Linked DNA regions of Homo sapiens: regions 2 and 3 are each linked to region 1. A link is an interaction called in ENCODE POLR2A ChIA-PET data of the cell type or tissue named here. Cell type or tissue: HCT116. All regions are shown on one strand. Region 1 has its middle 120 kb from the start of MIR31HG. Region 2 has its middle 16 kb from the start of MIR31HG. Region 3 has its middle 33 kb from the start of MIR31HG.

Region 1 (8,000 bases):
TAATGAGGATAGAGAGCTGACTGGAGTGAAGGAATGAAAAAGCCCAATATAGGGGAATGAATTTAGGAGCCCAAGAACTTTGAGGTGGAGCTGTGTCACTTCTATTGGGAAGGATAAAGTACAGTGAGACCAATCACTGCAGTCAGCACCATGGATGATCAAATCATTGACACTGATGATGATATGTAAAGGAGAAAAGGATTGTGAGCTATGTACTAAAATAATTGAAGGTAAAATAGAAAAGAAAAAAGGGAGACACTTGGCATGGAAAAATAATGGAAAGCTGCCCCAAACAGAGGAATATAAGTAACTCAACAGTCTACTCCTGAACATGCGCACTATAAATGAGAAAAGTGGGAGAACATAGGGACAAAAAGATGGCTGATAAGAATAGGTAGAAAATAGCATAAGCAATAGCATCAAAGTCACGTTGTTCTTGATATGAGAGGGTTGAGCTAAGTACTAGGTTGGATGGTGCAAAAGTAATTGCAGTTTTTGCCATTAAAGTTTGCCATCAAAACCATATTAAGAATTTGGGATTTTGGCCGGGTGCAGTGGCTCACACCTGTAATCTCAGCACTTTGGGGGGCCAAGGCGGGCGGATCATGAGATCAGGAGATCGAGACCAACCTGGTTAAAATGGTGAAACTCCATCTCTACTAAAAAATACAAAAAATTAGCCAGGCGTGGTGGCGGGCACCTGTAGTCCCAGCTACTTAGGAGGCTGAGGCAGGAAAATGGCGTGAACTCAGGAGGCAGAGGTTGCACTGAGCCGAGATCATGCCACTGCACTCCAGCCTGGGCAACAGAATGAGACTCTGTCTCAAAAAAAAAAAAAAGAATTTGGTTTTTATTCTAAGAGCAATGGGAAGGAATTGAATGATATTAGGCAGTATGATTAACTGGTATGATCAAATTTTACAATTTTCTTTATGCATGGTAAATAGATTGGAGGGGTGAAAATATATTTTAGGAGTCCATTTAGGAGACAATTATAGTAGTGTATGTGAACTGTGATGGCAGCTTGTCTAGGATGGAGACAGGCAGATTAGAGAAATATATCCAAGTACAACTGACAAACTTGGTTTTAAAGGTCAGGGGGAGAGCTGACTTCTGAGAGTCTGGCAGCGGTCTGCAAATTTATATGAAGGGTCAGATAATAAGGATTTTAAGTGTTTCAGGCTCTATCGTCTCTGTTACAGCTGTTCAACTCTGCTATTGTAGTGCAAAGCAGCCATAGCCAATACGTAATACGTACAACTATGTTACAATTGCTCTTTACTTGTAGACGTCGGAATTTGAATTTCACATAATTTTTATGCCATGAAATATTTTTCTTTTAAAGTTTTTTTAACCATTTAAGAATATTAAAACCATTCTTAGCTTACTAGTCATATACAATCAGGCAGAGGGTTGGATTTGGCCTACAGGGCTATAGCTTTTCAACCTCTCAGCTGGGGCAACAAACTAGAAGTTGTTGCTACATACCGAAACACTGGAAGGGAACGAAGAAAACGTTCAAGGATTGAGAGATGTTTATTGTAGGAAAACTAAGTTCTAAAAAGCCTACAAAAAGAACTGTTAGAACAGTGGGTATTAATGAATTATGATGGGGAAAAAAAGAAAATGTAGCTTTCAGATTACTTGGTGGAAAGGGGGAATGGAAATTTACTGGAATTAGAAAAGTGGGGTTTTGGGAATCTTCTGCAACTATGCCATTAAGGGTCTATGAGTAAATAACTTCTGGCATAATAAGGTCTATGATAAAGGCTTGGATATTAATTCCATAACATATTACTTAGTGAGTAATAAACTGTCATTGATAATCCAAACAGGCACACCCTCAGTTTAGGACTATTACCTCAGCTTGAGTCACTGGTCTTCCATAATTAGGAAGTGATTTCTGCACCTCTCATCTCCACTTGGACAAACCATAGAGGCTCCAGACTTGGATAAAGATGCCTCATTTGTTGACAAAAGTGGTGAATTAGGCAGGGTGAGGGATTTCGATTCCAGAAGCAGAGGCTTCCTTAGGGACTCCACAGCAAATTATGATAGAAGTAGCATAAAATAGAAGTCTGTTTTGCTCAAAATCTTCTAAAGCAAGTTTTTGTCACTAATTTACTTTGTTACCTTGAGAAGTCAAGAGAACTAAGAAGCACCAACTGTCTACCGCTTACCGGGCATTAAAAATATACAATTTTAATTAAAACCTCCATGGCATTCCTAGCAAGTAATTATTATTATCTCCATTCCATGAAAGAAAATTCCAAGAATCAGCAAACTCAAGTAACTTGTCTAAGTTTATATAGTTACTAAGACAGAATTCAAGCCTGGTTCTGTTTGACTCCAAAACTCAAGCCCTTATACAAAACCATACTGGCTCCTTGAACTTCAGTTTGCTCATCTGTAAAGAGAAGAAATGCCATTAAATGATTTATCATGTCTCTTTGGTCTCCAGCACTCTGTAAGTTTAGTTTCATAGAGGCATGATGGCCATAAGGAGCAGGAGACATGGAAATACATAATGTGCCTCAACTTGTGACATAATTTTCCTTCCAATTTAATGCCATCGTCTGAAATTATGAGATGAATGCATGTCTAAATTCAAAGTTACAGGATGATACTACTTCAGATTTAAAATCAAAAAGTGTATGAATTATCCAGATAGGCAATATGAGCCCTGGGTATTCATTCCTTTCAAACTTTTCCAAAAAATTTTTAAAAATAAGACAAAAATTATACAATGTGCCACCAACAAGCATGTCAGTTATTGAAATTATTAGGTAAAAAACTTACTAATCAGGTTTTTGATCTGACACTTTTTTAACTGACAAATAGTGAAGCCTTTAGAAGTGATTTTTTTCTCTTAGTGTGCTGCTGTTAGTTAAGTGCTTTGTACTTTGATGGAAAGCATTAGACTTGTCAAAATATTTCCCACACGATCACTGGGTAGGAGGTGGAATGAAAGACAGAGAGAATGAACCAGGTAGAACCCTCCAATGAGGGGGAACCATGAGCAACAACGTTCCAGGAAAGTTTCTACACTGAAAAGTGTTTCTAAGCAGAATGTTAAACATAAATGGACATGGCAGCAACCATCATTTTGGAAAATCACTGTGTAGACATTTACTAAATATCATAATGATACTTACTTTCATTTACATTTGTAATATATGAGAAACTAATATGACAATTATAATACTCTCCACAAGTGTGATAAAAGGAAAGGAGAATACAGGCTTTATACTGAAAGGAAGGAAAAAAGAAGGAAAGAAAGAGGGAGGGAGAGAAGGAGGAAATGAAAAAAATGAAATTTTTTGCCAACTTCTGAGTTCACTTTTCAAAGATTTGGGGTTTTCTCCTTTATTCCTAGTTGAACCTTTGCTTTGTAAAAGTTAAATTGCATATGCTTAAACCAATAAAGGTCTTATAATAAGTTGTTGCTGTTATTGTTGTTTTGCAAAAGGGGGCATTTTTCTTTTCCCTTTTTTCCATTATTTTGAATCCATATTTATTAGCAGTTTAGACACATTAAGAGAACTCACAGAAAACTTCCATAGCACTATGCTCTCAACTTTATATGAACTTTATATAAGTGTTCTTATACATTTGTAATGTTCCTAGAGTACATCTGCAGGGTTACTCTTCAATTACATTTTGGAGCTAAGTGACATTTACGAGCATTATTTTTATTATATTTGTAACAGAACAAAACAAAATACCACCACACATTTTGGTATTTTACTTTAAAAATGTTTGAAATCTAACATCAAACATAAAACATGTAAAGAGGATATATTGTTTTTTTATTTTCCTTGCTATAAGTAAGCTAAAGATTATAAGTTGTCATTAATGATATTTAAAAAGATATTTCAGCAGATATTTTGTTTACACCTTGAAAACATCCAAATGGGCAAGGTGCGGCGGCTCACCCCTGTAAACCCAGCACTTTGGGAGGCCGTGGTGGGCAGATCACTTGAGGCCAGGAGTTCAAGACCAGCCTGGCCAAAACGGTGAAACCCCAACTCTACTAAAAACACAAAAATTAGCCAGGCGTGGTGGGGTGTGCCTGTAATCTCAGCTACTTCGGAGGCTGAGGCAGGAGAATCGCTTGAACCCAGGAGGCGGAAATTGCAGTGAGCCAAGATCGCACCACTACACTCCAGCCTGGGTGATACAGCAGACTCCTTCTTAAAAAATAAAAATTGAAAACTAAATAAAAATTTAAAAAATCCAAATGATTCAGCTAATTCTTATTCATATTTAAAGAAAGTATTTCAGAGCAAAGTATAAGAGCTTAATTTGTTAAATTCTCCTATCCCACAGCCTGCCAAGCCAAAGGTTGAAGACCAGACTTGCCCAAACCCATAGAAAGTGAGAAGATTTCATATGGCTGTGTATGGGAGCTAAGTGCTTCTGTTCTGATTGAATGTGTAAAGAAAGGGATAGTTAAATGCACAGCTTTTTTGACTTTCAATTTTCCCTGACATTTTGGGGAAATACAGCTTTCTTAACCTGTGTGAAAACAGCAGATTACTGAGTAACACCTGAGAGGCTATCAAATAAATATTTTCTGCACTTTCGATTTCTTTATTATGCCACAAGTTAATTTATCTTCCGTAGAGAAGGTAGGGTAAAATTAGCCACAGAGACTGAAAGTGACTCTAAATCCCTGAATGTTATAAGGATATGTGTAAGCAAGTAATAATTATGACTTATTCTCTGTCTTTCATGCCTACTTGCTTAGTCAGGTGTGATTAAAGCTTAATCAGCTTGGAACATGGTTATTGTAAATATCATAAATAGATATACTAATTTAAACACTGAATAAAGCATGAATTGCTGCGTGATTTTTATCAAAAAGGCAAGGTATGACTCATCAGTTCCTTTCTCTTAAGTAAATGACCTAAACACCATGCTGCACCCACACTAAGATTAAATCCAAATACGTCCTCCCACTTGTCCATCTTTTCTATCAAGTCATCCTATTCTATTCTTTGGATGAGTCCTGTGATTTTTTTTCAATGGGTCAGAGCCAATCACGGGTTATTTCATCTCTGTGACACCAGTAAAAATGTTGGATTCAGTTTTTTTAAAAATTATTAATTCATCTAAGAGGTAATATAAGTAAAACAACTGGGGACTTCGGGAATTTTTTTTTAATTTACAGTATTTGAAGACCTGTTTCAGTTTGCCAAAGCAATCTATACATACATATAATTGCTTTTCCTAATTGCTCCAAATAATTTCTCAAGTTTCTGACTTTTCAGGCAATATGGTATTTATCATATATCTCTTACCAGTCTAGAACAGAAACAAATTTTTTAAATGAAAATGTGTTTTTCTATTACTTTTCTTCTAAAGATAATAGTTTCCACGGCTTCTTTGAAACATTCTGGAAGTAAAATATGAGTGACATAAGGCAAAATTATAATTGTTGAGGATGATATGATATTACAAAGAAATGTGTTTATTTCCAGATTCTCAGCTCTGTAGAAGAATTCAATGTAGTGTTAAATTTGTCCACATGCAGTGTTAAATTTGTTATCTTTTGTTTTATTTCTCCCAAAATGAGCATAAATGCTATTGGGAAAGAGAGGTCAACGCTTTTGAATATAATCAAGATTTAATAGAATAGATTATAATTTATATTTTATAATGCTCTGAAGTTGAAGCCAAAAACTGCTTCTAACCTAGAATCAGGTTGAAATGTGTTATTAAGTCTTGATTGAGACTATTAATTTCAGCAAGATCCTTTTTTGCAATTTTTATACTTTTGTAATTATTTAAAAGTCCAGTTATTTTAAATGTATGGGAAAATTTGCTTTCCTTCTTTTTTATTTTTTGCAAAAAAAAATTCAAAAATTAGAAAAGAGAGTTAAAGGAAACTTCATGTATATCTTCTATTATAAACTTTTGGTGATACAAAACATAATGTTACTGAAATAGGTCATAAATAATTTGTATTTCACTGGGATAGCAGAATTAGATAAGTAATTTACTAGAGTGAAGTATTATGTTCTGAATTTTAAAGACAACTTTAGCATGAACTTTAATACCAAATTACACTTCAAAAGTTGAATAACAACAATGTCACGGTTACACATATTTTTAAAAGTACACATTTGTATATGCAACTATTTTAAATACATGCTGCTGTTTTTCTTATCTGCCTTGGATTTTTCTAACTTTTATAAGAATGTGGAAAAGAACCATTTTATTTTACCTGGTAAATAGACATTACAATCTACAGTGGTATGGGGAGCTGAAGAAGATTTCTTTATAACTAGAGCAGTTTCCTAACAGAATTTGAACTTTCTGCAGATATGAGTCTGACAGGTAGAAAAACCACAGAGCAGCCAGGCTCAGCTGGGTCCAGAACATTTGAAAGACTGTCCCAAGAATCCTGGCAGCACCCAGATGATAGTGTGCTCCTTTCGACAGTCACTGTATTCATTCCTTGGAAACCAGTATCAGGCTAAGAATTCCCTAAGGAGCATTTGGCAGCCAGGAAACTGATTCCAGCCCTGAAAGCAATGTTCTCCAAACTTCATTTACCCCTTAAAAGAACATGAAAATCTCCATAACCTCTTGCAAAAGTTTAAAGTGATATCTAAAATTTGTCCAAAATGTAAATATTACAAATTGTGTAACTTCCAACTTTTCTTAAATATTGATCGTTTTATATTGTTTTAAAATTGTTATATAATTTTAAAATGCATCTTATGAAATTTAGATAAGAAAGTGATTTAATTTCCTGTCATCAGAAATCTAAGAAAATAGCAATCCATAAATGAACTCTTCATTAACATCTGGAAATTTTACATCTTCTCTCTATTTTTTAAGCCTATTTTAAAAGTTCCCTTTCGCATCAAGTTTTATCCAAATTTCATATAATTTAATTCACAAAATATAATTTTATTTTATTCTTAAATCTTCTACTAATGACCCTGTTATACTTCTTTGCAGCAAAAATATAAAAGAAATATAATTTTTTAATTTCCTAACAGGTTGTAAATGTTAAAAAATATTTCTTCTGTAATATTACAAGTATTAGTAGTAAGCATGTATTAATAATGTATCAAAATACATTCTATTATTGAATCATTTAATATAACTAATTAAAATATTAAAATATTGATAAGTATACATTAAATCTAAAAGAACAAAATTATCTCTTAACGGGTTTTGGTTTTTCCCTCATAGATCTGTATCTGAATGCTACTTATTGCTAGAATAAGTTAGAGTTTGATATTACTTCTATTCTTGTCATTTTAACTGAGGTAAACGCTAAAACAAACAAACAAAACCTTTATTTATGAATGAGAATGAAAACACTTTTTAATTACAGTTATGACGTTTAATTCTTGGACCTTTATACAACTTTTGTGCCAAAAATTACTGTCAATGCAAAAGTATTTTTAAAGATCTATCAGCGAAAAATTTGTTTAGCCCTTCTTCATTTTAGCAGAAGGCAAAGAATTAGAGCCCCCCTGTGATTTGTTACCCAGACATGAAACTCTCCCTCTTCCACGCCTACACCAGCTGAAGTGTTTTTCCCTCCAAGACAATGCTTCATATTAAGATTCCAGGTGGAGGAAAAGCATGGCTTCTTTGTAACTACAGACCGTTTTTTAGGAAAGAATTCACAGGATACGTGTGGCTGTGAAAACATCCTTAACATTATCCATGCCCTTAGAAAGTCTTTGTGAACCTCCATATAAGTACTTTTGTTGAGGACCACTGTCTTGCATCTGTGGCACTTGGTGACCTAAGAAGTATTAAAGAAAAAATAAATAGGAAGATGGGCTGTTTTCACTGCATGCCTACTGATGGTTTTTCTGTAACAGTTTGTGATTATTTCTTAAAACCTGACAAATAGATAAGAAACACAAGTCAGTGTGCTACACCAAGAAAGGCCTGGATTTAAGAATCCGAAAGCATGGTTTCAACTATTAGCTATATTCCTAATTGGCCTCTGGAAAACTTCACTACAT
Region 2 (8,000 bases), 100 kb before region 1:
GTAAAGGGACAATGACATACATGTACATAAATATTTACTGTGTCAAGTGTAATACATCTGGGAAGAAAAAGCTGGATGAGCAGTCAGAGAATGACAAAGTTTTATAAAAGGTATTATGAAAAGTCTCCATGATAATAATAGCTAATATTTTTAGAGTTCTCAGTATATCCTAAGTGCTTTACATATAATTGCCTTTAAATCCTCACATTATGCTATGAAGTAGGTCCTATTAATATCTCCCCTTTAACAGATGAGAAAATGAATGCCCTTAGGGGTTAAGTAACTTACCCAAGATTATCCAGCTAGTAAGCAATAGAGCCAGTAGCTCTGGCTCCAGAGTGTCCTCTAAGCACTATTTGATGCTGCTTTTCTACTTAAAATGGGCAGCAGTGGAGCAGAGGGTTCTCTGAGTTGCAGTTTCCCTGCCCATAACAGGCTCATTTGAGAATTGTAAGATGAAATATACATTTAAAACATAGCTCTGCATCTGTCACAAACTAGGTTTTATAAGTCAGAATTCTTTGGCTGCAATTTACAGAAACCCAACTGAAGATATCCTAATAAAAATTTTTAAAAATGTATTGTTTCATGTAGGCAAATTGCATGGGCAGGAGTAGAGTGAACATCAGAAGTAACTAAGGCCAAGGACTCCTCAAATGTAGACTTCCTCTCTCTCTCTTCATCTCTGTGTGTTGACTTTATTCTTTCCTACTACAGAATGACTTTCTCCTTGTGATGGAAAGTATGGTTGCAGACTGCAAGTTTATATTCTTTCAGATTTTAACAGCTAATTAACGAGCCCTCACTGTAGTTAAGAGCTTTACCCTGAGTACCTGTACTCATTCTCAAAAGTAATGCTCACAACAACTCCATGCAGTTGGTACATCTGTCATGTCCATTTTCAGATGAGGAAATTGAGGCACAGACATGTAAATAGTTTATCTAAAGCCACCAACTAGAAAGGGTCACAAATGTAGGCAGTCTGTTCCAGGGATAGTACCCATAAGTCAACATATTCTGCTTGGTCTGAGTTTTAAAATTAAATGAACTAAATTAAATTAAGGGCCAAAAACACAGTTTGGATGTTCTAGAGACAGAATTTATACCACCAGCTCCAGCCAGCCCATTCTTGGGAACTAAAACCTTTGATTGACACCCTGTGGGTTCTACTTGACCTGTCTCATGTTCTCTGTACATCCTATTTTGCCCACTCTAGAACTCTTCAGTCTCTGCATTTGCTTTCTCTCTTCATTTTTTGGTACCTCTGCTGGACCCCTGCTTAATGAATGAATCATCCTTTCTACCTGTGAGGCTAGTACTGAAATCATTTTTTCTACTCTTGAAGTTAGTGCTTAAATCAGGAATTGGATGAAGCTTCTTATGTACTATCAGTCAATATGTATAAAAGAAGTGAATAGTGTAGGTAAAAGGAACCAATTTCCTAAGATGGAAGGAAAGGAAGATGGCACGTGACAGTCCTAAACCTCTAATGAAGGCATCTGGGGATGGAAGGGACCAGCTAAATCCAGAGTTGGGTCATTTATTTCCAGAAAATATTTGAGGCTTGCACAATTTTAGTCTTTCTGCTTCCCTCTTGATGTCACTTCATCTTAAATTGCGTTTAATTTTTCATTTGCTGAAAATATGGACAGTAGTACACTTTGGTGAAGTAATTGTGCAACAGCATGACCAACAAAGGCTCAGAAATGAGTGCTGGGAAGAAAGAGAAATAATTGATTTTTATAGGAATTCTGCAGAATTGGTGGCCATATGTATAATTGGAAAGCTCCCCTTTACTTTGTGATGGCTAGACAGTTCAAATTTAGAATTCTTCATTACTCTTCCAGTAAATCTAATAGTCTATAACACTGAGTTTGGTTTTCCTCATAAAATAAACTGTCAAAATTATTTTATGGCAGTCATAAATATGAATGCAATAAATGGAAAATTTTTTAAATTGATGACCAAATGTGTAATTTAATACACTCTACCTCTTCTAATGATGATCAATAATATAGACTCTCACATCTTGTTGTCTGTGACACACCCGTGAAGCAAAAACAGACCAGGCAAGTGGCTATCCACGTGATAGCATACAGGCTCTGAGTTCCTTAGGGGTACAAATGTTGTGTTATCCATTTTTGTATTCTCAGTGATGATCATGGTGCCTATCACATAGTAGATTGTTCAATACAGCTTGTTGAATTACTTGCTTCTGCTGAGATACAGTAAGGAAATAAGAGAGTAAGGGGAGGATGGTCCAAGTTCAAAGAAACTGAGTTGATGAATGGGTGAAAAGGCAAGGCTAGAAAGTGGTAGAAAATGATACTTGAGGTTCATAGGCTAAAGAGGTTAGGAGAGCTAAGTAAGCCAAGGTGGCATTTATGGAGTGCATGAAAACCTTTGCTTAGATGGGACAAAAAGATTCCTCCTCTGCAGAGCCTGGATAGTGGCTGCTGGGTTGGAGAAGACCCACGCAAAGGGGCTGGACACTAGCTTAAGACAGTAAGTTGTTTGTTGGGATGTTTGTTTTCACCAGCCCTAGGCAGGTGGATTTAAAATAACTTCATGAAAAGGATCATATGACAACATAAAAAAGAATTTGGAAAAAGAATGTATGAAGTCACTGATCCCATTCTCCATTCTCATTACTCCTGTATACTGATCAGCTGCAGGATCAGTCTTTAGCCTGGAGCCAGTCCCCATCATGATAACTATCATGGTGATGTTGATGACAATGATGATGACAATGATAATGCTGACAACAGCTAACACTTATTGAGCACATATAGTATGCCAGACACTGTTCAATGTCATTTAATTTTCATATTATTTCATTTAATTTTTTCAAAAACTCTGTGAGATAAATACTAATATTTCTATTTTACATAGAAGAACACTACGGCACAAAGAGATTAACTTGCCCAGGGTTGCACAGCTAGTAAGTGGAGAATTTTGGGCATTCTGATTAAAGAGCCTATGATTTTAATCCTCATGCTATGATTTTTCATTTAAGCTCAGACCCAGGTGGGGTTTAAGAGTAGTGTTGGTGACTTAAGTTGAGTTCCCAGACTGCATGTGGTAAGTCCTGGACAGGTACCCATCCCATTTTTCTCTGCTTCCAAATCCATCCCACATTTGCTTTGTCTGTAGAAGTAAGTTTTCTGAAATCCCTTTCATCACTATCATGCAGAACTTATTTCAACAATTGTAAAAAACAACAAACAAACAAAAAAAAACTGGTGGAAAATTGGGGACATATGGGAAATCTAAATACCAACTGGGTATGACATGATAAGGAACTTGTTAATTTTCTTAGGAGTGAATCGTATGTAAGAAAATGTCTTCAAATTTTAGAGATCCATACTAAAGAATTTAAAGGCTGAGGTAATGGTATCTGGACCTTACTTTAAAACAACTGAGCAAAGAGATAGTAGCCAAAGGAAATACAGTAAAATTATCATTATTAAGGCTAGGTGATCAATATGTGGGGCTTTATTATAATATTCTCTCTACTTTGAAATGTACTTGAAATTTTTAATAACAAAGTTAAAATAAATGTAATATTATGTGTTTCCTAATTCTGATACTATCATACTTGCCCAATTTTGTGTGTGTGTGTGTGTGTGTGTGTGTGTGTGTGTGTGTGTGTAAGACAGGGTCTTGCTTTGTTGCCCAGGCTGGAGTACAGTGGTATGATTACTGCTCACTGAAGCCTTGACCTCCCAGGCTCCAGCAGTCCTCCTAATTCAGCCTTCCAAGTAGCTGGGACTACAGGCACATGGCACAATATCAGGCTAATTTTTGTAATTTTTTGTAGATTTGTGGTCTCCCTATGTTGCCTAGGCTGGTCCCAAACTCCTGGGCCCAAGCGATCCGCCCACCTTGGCCTTTCCCAATTCTTACAGCAAAAAAGAGTATACAGTTGATATGAACCATTCTCTGAACATCATTTGTTTTTACTGTACCTGCTTCTGTCATAATGAACAAGAAGTGTGAAGGATATTTATCTGTCCATAGCAGCAGATGACAATGTTTTATGCTGAACTACAGCGGACAGGTGATGTGCAAATATATGAAACTCTCAAATATATAACTGGCTCTGCTTCTTAGAAGCTTGTAGACTTGAAGTAAGCAACCTACCCGCTCTAGGCTTTTTCTGTGAAAAGGGCTATAATTGGATCTACTTCCAGGCTATTGTTAGGATTTAGGACATAATGCATACAAATCACTCGGCTCATTGCCTGAAACATAGTGAGAACCCAATAAACATCATAGCACCCAAAAAACATAAATACCTTTTAGCAGCAGTCAAAAAAGGTAAAACATTTGTGTTCTACCTCACAAGGAGTTTCCACACTGTAGCTGGGAAACAAATCACCCCTTAATAAGGTTAAGCTATACAGTATAGCTCAGTTTTCATCTTTCACGTCTCAAACAGAAACATCATGTGGATCTTTCACTCAAACCAAATGGAAGTTGTTTTCCTTTCCACAACAATATGAATTCCCTTGGTTAGACAGTAAGAAGGTCACTGGACAATTTCTGAACTGTGAATAAGCAAATACAAAGAGAAGGAAAAAAGCTGGGTTTGTTGAGCAGGCATTGCTCATTCCAGACTGATGACACAACTTTTGGTTAAGGATAGTGAAGATAGAGAAAGCAGTTGCACTGACATTTCAACACATTCCTTTAGCCATGGTAATTAACGCCTCAACTTCTGGATTCAGGGAACGGCCCTCTCTCTGCTGAGGACATTCATTTCAAAGGTGTGCTTTTAAGTGAATTGAAAAGGACCCTAAAGAGAAAGGCTGCCTTTCATATCTCGTCTCTCTCTTCAGTGAATCTGGACACAGTGCTTTCATCTTCTCATTGCCCAGCTTAGGTCCCCTTTTGTTTTGTGGTGCCCTGTTACGTTGCTTTGTTTTGGTTTCTCTGGGAGGCCTGCCAACCCTAGCCTCAGAGAAGGCTCGAAATGATGAGATCAAATGTTTTGAGACAGTGTTACATTTCCTTTTTTTCCCCAAGCTTTTCTTTGTTTAGCTCTATGCCTCCTGTCATCTTAAATCTTCTCTTCCTTATGTAGTGCCTCTATAGCCAAAGAGATTGCTAAGTCACAGAATCACGTACTTTGAAGTAATTTCTTGAGAGTAATGAAACTCAGCTACCTGACAGAAAAATCCCCTTTATGATAACTCCAACCCATGCTTATGCTCAAATATGACTTGCACACACTTCATACAGGGGAGTTCCTTGCACCAATACTAGTTTTTAAATGTAGTTTTTAGAACGTTCTTCCTTATGGTTTTAGAACTGTAATTAATCTTAATTCTAGTTAATGGAGTTAAACAGAAGGAATCATATCCCCTCCTCTCCCACCTGTTTTCTCTTTTTCAGATTTAGAATCTCATTTTCTAAACATTATGTAGAAATTAAGATGTAGAAGGGGAGGGTGATCATAAAAATATACAGACAGGCTTTACAGAATTCATTCCTTCATTCAAAAAATAATTCAAAGTACGAGCCAGGGGATTCTAAGTTTTGAAGTGAGGAGTAACTTGATCTATAGAAGGAATTGAAACAAAAACTGCATGAATAGACTTTTGAGTCAGGGAGGGTCTTCCCAGATGAAGCTGGGTTTTGTAGACTTAGGGACATTTTTCCAAAAATAATAAAAAAACAGGGAGGAGTTTTAAGCAGCAATGTCATAGGGTTTCAAGACATTTTGCCATTATGGCTACCCTCTTCTGGACAGACTGTAGTTATTCACCATTCTGTTTCAGGTGCACAGCGCTAACCATACCATCCAGACAGGGGCTGGTGAGTCCACAGTAGGCTGAGCCATCACCTCCTTTGTTCTGGACATTAGATTGATGCATCCTAATGATGTATTTACTTGGATGGTCACTTTGTCATTCTGTTTTGTATCAGATAGATCTGGTGGTCGACTAAAATCAATACCTGGTTTGGGTTGGATTTTTGATGCTAGATATGCTATACAGAAGCTGGACCACAAAGGAAACTCACGTCAACTTGAGATGCCCAGCATTAAGTTTCTCTTCTCTTTCTGCATCTAATTGAGCCTATATGATGAGAGTTTTGCTTTTGTTCTGGTTTTTCTCTTTTCTTCTATAATTTTTTTCTAATGATGACAGCAAACTTGGAAAATACAGAAAAACAAAGTGAAGCAAGTAAAAATAATTGAAATAAGCATAGATAACCATTGTTATCACTGCTATTGACATCTTTCACTAAGTATCATTTTCCATGGTTGAAATCATACTGTCATGTAGTTTTATATAGCCTGTTTTATAACTATTATTATTAGGTCACAAGAATTTATTTTCCAGCATATTAAATGGTTTTCATATGTGCTTCTTATTTGAGGACATTGAATTTCCTGGTTTTTTACTTTATAAAAGAATATTTTCAAAGAATACCTTTATATTTAAATATTTACTTGCATTTCAGAGTATTTCCTTAGATTAGCACTCTAGAAACATATTTAAAGCTTCTTTGATACATATTTATACACTGCTTTACAAAACTTGTTGGCTAATTTACACTTCTACCTGTATTGTGCATTAAAAAAATAAAAATAAAAAATTAACCTTGCTGCTTAATTGGAGAAAATATAACTGCATTATTGTCTTCACTTTTGTTTTTAATTGTTAGTGATGTTAAAGATTTTACAATGTTTATTAAGCCATTTATCTTTCTTTATTGTTAACTGTCAGTTCTCATCTTTCTTATGCAGGATGGTCTTACTGATTTTCTTCTAAATTTGTGTAATCCTTTTGTATATAAATATTTTAATCCTCATTTTGTCATAACTCTTATAAGTGAGTATGCATCCCAATCTACTTGGAATTTTAATATTGTTTGTGATTTTTAAAAATTACAAAGAAGCCTTAAAAATTTAGCTTATTTTACATATACCATTTGAGTGCTACTGTAATGAAAAATAAAGAGGTTTCTTTGCCTGATTTACTTTCTCTTTCAGTTTGACCTGAGCTTGAAAACAAAAGTAGAAAAGAAAAAAAGTTTTCATGGGTTTCGCCTTAAATAAATCTTACATAATTCCTCTTAAATGCATTTTCTGTAATAAAAAGGGCTTATAAATGTAATTGGAGGTATGAGTTGGGGCCTGCAAAGGCTGAATTCCAAGACTTGTTTTAATATTGTGCATGTGTGTATGTGTGTGTGTGTGTGTGTGTGTGTGTGTGTGTGTGCATTTTGTTAAATGGAGTCTGGAGAGGAAATTAATAAGATTCACATAATTCTTTCTTCTCTGGTGCTTGATAACTTCTCAGCCACTGCCAAATAATGTTAACTTGTTATAACGTTTGTTTAAATTCTATTCTTAAACAAATTCTCCTTAGCAAGGACTTTGGGACCAAACAGTCCTGAACCATCTGTAAAGTGGGAATAATCATGCTCTCCTTGAAGTGCTTTTGTCCAGCTAATCACAAAGCAAAGGTAAAGTACTGAGCTGGTACTGGCACACAGAAGACACCTAATGCCAGACTCTACTCCACCTCAACCTCCTGTGTCAGGCCACGAAAGACTCTGTGGTTCCTGAGAAATAACATGTGTTCACCAGAATGCAAGCACCCTACACTGGTGTTAACCTCAGTAGCATGCCAGACTGATATCTGAATGGAAAAAAACATATAATGACTGAATTTTTATATTATTCGTTTATCCAACAAACATTCTCAAGAATCAAACGTATGGCTGGTATTGTGAAAGACGCTGATCATACAGAGAAGATTAAATCTTTCTTCCTGCATTGATAAAGCAGTACTGGAACCCTTTGAGTAAACACTCAGAATTATGTGTCCATCTAATTTTACCACTAGGTTTAGCTTCGCCTGCTGTGCTTCTCCAATACTAAATTTCCCTGGAAACAAGGAATAATCACATTTAGCACTGAGGTATGGGTGAAATAAACTCTACAAATGTGCTATGTAATGATCCAGTAGATTCAGAGAAAATAA
Region 3 (8,000 bases), 84 kb before region 1:
GGGACATACATACAATTGTCTAGTGGGGACAATTGACAGAAAAGAAAAATGCATAAAATAATTAAACACTATTAAAAATCTTATAAAGGACTCAAACAGTGAACTGATATATAGGATAATGAAAGGATATTAACCTGAGAGAGCATGGTCAGAAGATCCTCACTGAGATGGTAATATCAAAGCCCAGGCCTGAGGTTGAGAATGAGATAGCCACAGGGAGGATGGAAGAGAGTGAGTTTTGTTACAGGATGCAGAAATGACATGGTCCAAGAACCCAGTAAGTCTTTGGATTCCAGGAACCAAAAGAAGCTGACAAGTATGGCCAGAACTGCAGTGTAATATCCTGAGAGACAATTGTTGGTCCTAGTCAGTTTATTGGCTCAAGCTCATCACGTTCTTATTTCAAGCTCATCTCCCTGTTCCAGGAATTACCATCCCAATTTTTCCAGATGCTGCCCTTCATTCTTCCATTTGAGGGTCTCTTCTTTCAAATATTTTGGGAAACGGGGTATAGAATTTGGACTTTGGTCATGCTTTCCATTTTCAGATGTGTCAATCAGGATCCCAGGAGAAAATAGAATTCCTCTCAGATGTTTCAAGCGAAGTGATTTTAAAGAAAGGATCGTTTATACAGAAATAGACATAGTTAAGGAATCCAACAAGCAACACTGGGAAACCATTCCATCACTAGGCCTATGGTAACACTGGAACTTAATGAGAACGGAAGCCATGGAGGAGGGGCTGTTTGACTGAATCTGTAATCAACGGAGGAAAGGAACTGGAAACACAGCGTCAAGGTGAGACAACAGAAAACACCCTCTCCTTGGTCTCCTCCTGGTATCTCCCATTGGCTGAACCCGAGTGGAAGCCAAAGGGCATGAGAGTGATACAATCCACAGAGGTCAGTCTTCTGGGCCCCATGCAGGGCCAAGAAAAGTGGAAAATAGTTCTAAGGGAAGAGAGTTAAGTGACGAATGTCCATCACAGCACTCCTGTGGCAGGAGCACCGACATCACAGCACCAAAGCAGACAGCCAGTAGGGAAGAAATACCCTTATCTCTCTCCTTTCCCTCCAATATATTGCCGGTACCTCCCACTGGCTAAACCCAACTATAAACCAGCCTAATTACAACTATAAAACAGCCTAGAAGGGAGCCTGTGGGGTGCAGCTTGCAAGAATCAATTTTCAGAGACAAAGAGTAGAGCAGAGACAGGTAGCGAACAGACAGGAGAAAAAGCTGAAAGAGAATAACCAGCAGAATAGAAAACAGAAAACTCATGCTTCCTACAAATATTTATTGCTGCTAGCTACAGGTCAATATAGGAGGTGACCATAGTTAATGGAGGGGAAATTCCAAATTTCTAAGAAGACAGAGCAATCTTAAGTCATAAGAATTATGAATATTTGTTAGAATGAAAAAAGAAGTAGAGTGTGATCTTTCATGGTTTCTCCTATCTTCATTTTTAGATATGCTCATGCCTAATCTCTCTATTTTCCTCTTTCATAAGAGATGAGGCATTGGTCTCTTCAATGGCCCAGTGCCTAGAGATAATGATGAGTAGTATTTAGCTTGAAGCATAGACTGAAGTAGGTTATTTGACATCTCACTGGAAGCTGGAGGCTGATCATTTCTAGCTCCACCAGTTGCTCTATTTACAAATATCTTATTTTGAAAAATGTAGGGGAGTCCCACAGGGCAGCTATAAGGCAAAGACATATTTTTCATATTTCCCAGTTTGCCTTGATTTTTAGTGGTGCCAAATACCCTGTGTGCACTAAAAATCATCTTTGATATTTCTTCTTTCACACCTGAGGGAATTTACTGATGCCAGATTGAACTGACTTGTAAGGTAGTTACCAATGTTTAATTAAGATCTAATCATGCCAAGTCACAGACTGCTATATCATGCATATAAGGATGACTTAAGACAGGGATATAGTTTGGTATCTCTTGAGTTCTGATTAAATCTAATACTTTAAATTATGTATAAGATACATGGGATCTAGATCATGCTAATGTGAGAACAAATTAAAGACTGGACTAATAAAGTAAGTACGACTACTCAGAAAATGATCAAACTCTAAATGGAAGAACAGTATAGTTGAAAACAATAATCTTTGCTCTAGTTCTGGCTCTCCTACCTATTCATGTCATTGTGGAGACCTTACTTCACTCACCTGAATCGCTACTTTCTTAAGTTATAATGATATGACCTGAGACTCCTATTAGCCCTATCATATCATGTCTCTCTGAGTACATGTTATTTATTCAAATAAATAAGGCTGAGAGTTTACAATAACAATGCTCAAACACATGAGAAAGTATTGTAAGAAGGTTGCTGACTTGTTCCATTCCCAGAAGAAGAAAAAGAAAAGAGGATGAAATAAAGGGCGGAACCAAATATTTATAAGACATCTGATATGTGTAAGACACTCTGCTATTCCCGCTGTATACATTAGTTCTAATATCAACTTTACATTAATAATTATTATTTTCCTTTACTTCATGGATAAGAAAACTAAGACTAAGGAAATTTTGCTATTGTTCACCTTTCTTTCATTGTTAATCTTTTTTGAAAGAGTAGTCTACATTCACTTTCTCTGTTCACTACTCACTTAGTTCTTACTTGCAGTCTGGCTTCAACGCTCACCAAGATGCAAAACTTCTTGTTTAACCTTTTCAGGATTTTTTAGAGTTTAACCTGTGCTCTTTCTTGAAACCCCCTCTTCTGTTTCTGACACCTGACTTTCCTGATTTAACTTCTATTGTAGCAGCTGTAATCTTTGCACACCATGTAGCTTAAACAAAGATGAAATATTATTTCATTCCAAATGAACCTAGTGACTTCCATGCTCACTACTGGTAAAATACTTAAATTTATCAAATCAGGATCACCGAGGCTATTCTAGATTAAAACACATTTATCTGATTTTTGCCTTATGCATTCTCATTTCCTTCTCCCCAGACTGATCAAAAGCTCAGAGGGACTTACTTTTGCTTCTCATATAGGAGAGAATGTCTCGGCTGGAATTTACTTTTGATGACACTCCTGTTTCCCTGTTGTGCAAGTGCAAGATGATTGCTGTTGGAAACTCAGCGGCCTGCTTCTGCTGACTCACTCCTACCTCAGGGTGGCTGGCACTGTGATCCTTTCAGGCTTAGTCACATCCTCCTTGCATTCACGGCTTTTGCTGGCCACCCTGTAGTTTCTGCAAAAGGCTCTCCTGGCCTCATTTTATTCTTCAGTAACTGGTCATTTTGACCAATCATCTTTTGTGGTAACCCCTTGCAGGAAGACTACCTCTCAACTCTCAGCTATTTCTAATGTTTTATTAGACACACAAAACATTTTTGGATCTCATACATCTCAAGGAAAAAATTCAAGAGGGCTGGGAGGTAGGTGGAGAAAGTGTGAAGAGGCTATCTCAACCCACTCTCCGCCTATATCTGCCCGCAAAATATGTCTTCTTTCCTCTGGCTACTCCATGTTGGCAGGAGACCCTTGGGAATGCTATCTCTTTCCATAGTTTGAAAAAAGAACATACAACTCCTTGGTTTTCAGTCTCCAAACCCATCTGGCTATCTCCGTCTCCCAACCAGGTTTTTACTTTGAGATCAGCACTCACATCAGCATCTAATCATATTGCTATTCTCTATTCCTCTCCAGATTTCTCCCTCAGCCCCCCGCAAATACTTCTATCTATGGTGCAAATCTTCTCTTGAATGATCATGAATCGTCACAAATTCCATAGTTTAAAGAAGAAAATGCTGAGTTTACCAGACCCTTAGCCTTGGTAGGAGGTGGAAGGAGGCCTTAAAAAAAAAAAAAGAAAGAAAAAGAAAAAGCTTTCTCATTCAAAGTTGTCTCTATCACTAGCTTTTGAGAGCTTCCTTTGAAACTTGAACAGAATAATCTGACTGTTTTCATGGTGGATTTCTTCCCTTTTATTCTTTGTTTCCTGAACACATTAAGTCTTCACATCAGGGTTTACAGTTAACTACATATAAAAGGAATTGGCAAGAAGGAGAAATACAACACATTGGATAATGTTTCAAAATATTATTTTTCTAGATTGGTTGTGGACTCCTTTTTTCTAATTTATTTTCATTCTCCCACACTGTCAATGTTGGTGTTAATCAAGACATTGTCAATGAACAGCTTCTATTCTTCCTATTTTATTTTTAGTGTCTAAATATAGTTTTATATCTGTAATTCTTCACTTTTTTGAGGTCATGTACCCTTTTGAGATTCTGTGGAAATCCAGGGACTTTCTTCCTTCAAAAAGACACTTAAGCATATACATATAGTTTTCATTATTCGAAGGGGTTCATGGAGTTTCTTAAGCCTATTAATAAAACCAAGGGGGACATAACTACCTGGGTGAAGACCACCTGTCCACATTGTTCATTGCTATTTTCCCAGAGCCTAAAAGGGCATCGGCCAAAAAGCAGGTATTCAGAATTAATTATTTATTTAAATAAATAAAACAATTAATATCTCCAACTCTCATACTGTCCTGAATTCTAGCCCATTTTACCAACTGCTATTCAGATGTGACATCAGAATCTTAAACTCAATACATCCACACTAAAAGTATTATCTTTTTGTTCCCTTTTCCATCAGTGGCCTTTGCTTTCCTCAGAGTTAAGTTATTCTGACTTTACCGTCAGCATTTTTGCCTCCTGCTCTTCTCTAAGTCCTTTAAATTCTATTGGCTTTCAAGGCATGCTGATTATCTCTCTCAATTTTTCACAGTCTGTTGCCATATATGAAGGTGGTACTTTGAGGTGTCTAGCCAGCTAAAAATGGCACATTACCTTCAAGCCTTCACTCACAGGATAGTTTTCAGGGAGTCAGGTCTTATCCCTCGCCCCATATCTATAGTTCACTGGACACCTGATCTAAGCTAAGCCAATCACATTCTATTGGTTAGAAATTTGATATTGAGATTAAAAATTCTAATTTACTCTAGATAATTCCTTTAATATGGAATATAAAAAAACTGTAGAGCCCTGAGACATCCACCTGTAACCATGTGGAATTAATAATAGAAAAAGCAAATATGCCGATAGAAAAGAATAAAACAGTTATTCAGAGAAAAGCAGGAGCCAGCAACTGAGAATCCAGAGAAGTATTCCAGGTTCCTGACTTCTCAGCACCAGGTTCCTTTCTATTCCTAAAGTCTGGCTGTATTCCTGCCCTTGGAAGCTATAGGATGCCCCTTTTTCTCCCCATTTTGTTTTGTATGTGGTAAAATACACATAAAATTTACCATCTTACCCATTTTTAAGTACATAGTTCAGTGGATTAAAATACATTCATAATGTGGTGTATCCATCACCACCATCCATTTTTATATTGTTGTCGTCTCATATAACTGAAACTCTATACCCATTAAGCAATAGCTCCCCATTTTCCCTACCCCCAGCCCCCAGCAACCACCATTCTACTTTCTGTCTCTATAAATCTGACTACGCTAAGTACTTCATATAGGTGGAATCATAGAGTGTTTGTCTTTTTGTGATTGGCTTATTTCACTTAGCATAATATGCTCCAGTTTATTTATTAGAATTTCCTTCCTTTTTAAAGCTGAATAATATTCTATTGTTGCATACATACATACATACATCACACTTTGTTTATCTGTTCATCACTTGAATTGCTTCCACATTTTACCTTTTGTGAATAATGCTATTATTAACATAAATGTGCAAATATCTTTTTGAGACCTTGTTTTCAATTCTTTTAGGTTGACCCAGAAGTGGAATTGCTAATATTTTTAATTTTGTGAGGAACCACCATACTGTTTTCCACAGTGGCTGGACCATTTCACGTTCCCATAAGAAGTGTGCAAGGGTTCTAATTTCTTCACATCTCACCGACACTGGTTATTTTCTCTCTCTTTCTAAAAAATAGTAGCCATCCTAATGATTGTGAAGTATCTCATTATAGTTTTAATTTACATTTCCTAATGATCAGTGATATTGAGCATCTTTTCATGTACTTATTGGCCATTTTATATCTTCTTTGAAGAAATGTCTATATAAGTCCTTTGCCCATTTTTGAATTGCATTCTTTGTTTTTAGTTGTTGAGTTTTAGGAGTTCTTTAAATATTATGGATATTAGTCCCTTATCCCTTATCAGATATATGATTTGCAAACATTTTCTCTCATTTCATGGGTTGCTTTTTTATCCTGTTGGCATTGTCTTTTGATGGTCAAAATTTTTAATTTTTATGCAGTACAATTTCTTTTCTTTATTTTGTTGCCTGTACCTTTGGTGTCTTACCCAAACAAGCATTGCCAAATCCAGTGTTGCAAAGATTTTGCCTTATGTTTTTTCTTTTAAGAGTTTTATAGTTTTAAGTCTTTGGTTCATTTTGAGTTAATTTTTGCATATGCTGTTTGTTAAGTTTCTAACTTCATCTGTTTTATGTGGACATCCTGTTTGCACAGTACTATTTGTTGAAAGGACTCACCTTTCCCATTGAATGGCTTGTGACATCTTCGTCAAAAATCATTTGGCCATATACACAAGTGTTTATTTCTGGGTTCTCTGTTCTATTTCATTGGTATGTGTGTCCATCTTTACACCAGTATCACATTGTTTTGATTACTATAGCTTTGTAGTAAGTTTCAAAATTAGGAAATGTGAGTTCACCAGCTTTGTTCTTTTTCAAAATCATTTTTGCTATATGGAGTAGGACACTTCCTTTTTATTCATATATCCTTTTAAGAAATACTCCCTATTTCTTTGTTTGCTTTCCCTAGCTTGTGGCTTTCTGTTATTTGTGGGCACAGGTATTAAAATGGAATCTGTCCTGGTTCCCTTTCAGTTAAAGCAAGATAATAGATGCTATATTTCATTTTTAGCAGTTAAGAGATAGACCTGTTATGCCTGTAAACGATTGACACAGCTTTTAAACTCCGTTACTCACATGAGGCTACAAAAGAGCTGAAAAGGCTATAGAATAGAGAACAAGAGATTATTTATGAGAGGATTTTGGGGGGAGTGGGAACTCTAATCTTTCAACATTGGAGATATTAATTTGTAACACTAAGCCTGGGGAAGGAAGCCTCAGTGGAACCTGGCTATGTGTTTTTTTAAAGGGTGATCTCATTCATGAGAGAAGTCTGCAGAGCACTGTGTTGAGGGGAGATCAAGAGCATACAGACAAAAAAGAGGCACTGCTGTGTCAAGAGCATATGGCCTAGTTGCAGCTGAAGCACAAATTTTGTGCTTCAAAATTTCTGGCAATCACTGGCCTCTCTTATTCTCCCTCTTTTTCTCAACTTAATATGTTATGATCATTGAAACAATGGGCTAGGATATGAAGACCTGGTTTTTGCCAGTGAGTGGGCTCCACCATCTAGCCAAGATATCTTTATGGGAGGGCTTGAGGAAGTGTGACACTATTCTAATCTTTTGTTAAAACAACCCCTGGCCAGAAGTTAGCTGTATGGTCACGCCATCTCAAGTGAGGCTGAGAGTATTGACTTTAGCTGGGCTGCTGTTTGATCAGCTCATACTCCAGCGTTTTCAACAAGTGTCTTCCAGGGTTATCCTGGATGCAAATATCTAGTTCGAAGAAAAAGAAAGAGGACCAGTAAAGAAAGCACACCTAATTCTTAGTGACCTTGGTCTACTAATAGAAGTGAGTAGTTACATGGGTCTATTTAGATAAAAGGGAGGCTGAAACATGTAGTCCCTTGCCACGTAGCCTAAAGAGATTCTAAGATTCTCAAGAATAGCCTCTGTCTTCTGTTTAATGTTTAGGTTAAAAATAAAATCACAGATTACTTAAGAACCTAAAATTCTTAAATTGGAGGGTCATCCCTGTAAAATGAAGTGTCTGAGCTTTTGAACCACACAGACTTAGGCTTAAGCTCCAGCTAGCCCACTGCTAAATACGTGTTTTTGGTGCAAATGATTTAATGACTCTCAGCCTCAATTTGCTCATCTGTAAAGTAGAAATGGGCATTTGGCTGGCATGAGA

Evidence for each region. ChIA-PET counts read pairs that join two places held together with the same protein. Peaks named below come from ENCODE experiments on the same cell type or tissue, not always from the same donor. Only the 100,000 strongest peaks of a DNase experiment are listed, where the experiment ranks them.
Region 2: POLR2A ChIA-PET joins it to region 1 with 10 read pairs; 11 of 35 experiments call an interaction of 5 or more read pairs at or near these places.
Region 3: POLR2A ChIA-PET joins it to region 1 with 22 read pairs; 6 of 35 experiments call an interaction of 5 or more read pairs at or near these places.

The regions. Positions count from the first base shown.
Region 1 is chr9:21,673,180-21,681,179 of GRCh38, forward strand. No RefSeq gene overlaps it. Among named protein-coding and RNA genes, the nearest start is that of MIR31HG, 120 kb to the left of the region's middle. In HCT116, no CTCF peak of the experiment used is centred here; DNase peaks (open chromatin) are centred at 1,862 and 4,892; H3K27ac peaks cover 8,000 bases.
Region 2 is chr9:21,571,825-21,579,824 of GRCh38, forward strand. No RefSeq gene overlaps it. Among named protein-coding and RNA genes, the nearest start is that of MIR31HG, 16 kb to the left of the region's middle. RefSeq lists a silencer at 5,156-5,205. In HCT116, no CTCF peak of the experiment used is centred here; a DNase peak (open chromatin) is centred at 4,897; H3K4me3 peaks cover 1,475 bases; H3K27ac peaks cover 8,000 bases.
Region 3 is chr9:21,588,693-21,596,692 of GRCh38, forward strand. No RefSeq gene overlaps it. Among named protein-coding and RNA genes, the nearest start is that of MIR31HG, 33 kb to the left of the region's middle. In HCT116, no CTCF peak of the experiment used is centred here; DNase peaks (open chromatin) are centred at 879 and 3,119; H3K4me3 peaks cover 3,977 bases; H3K27ac peaks cover 6,747 bases.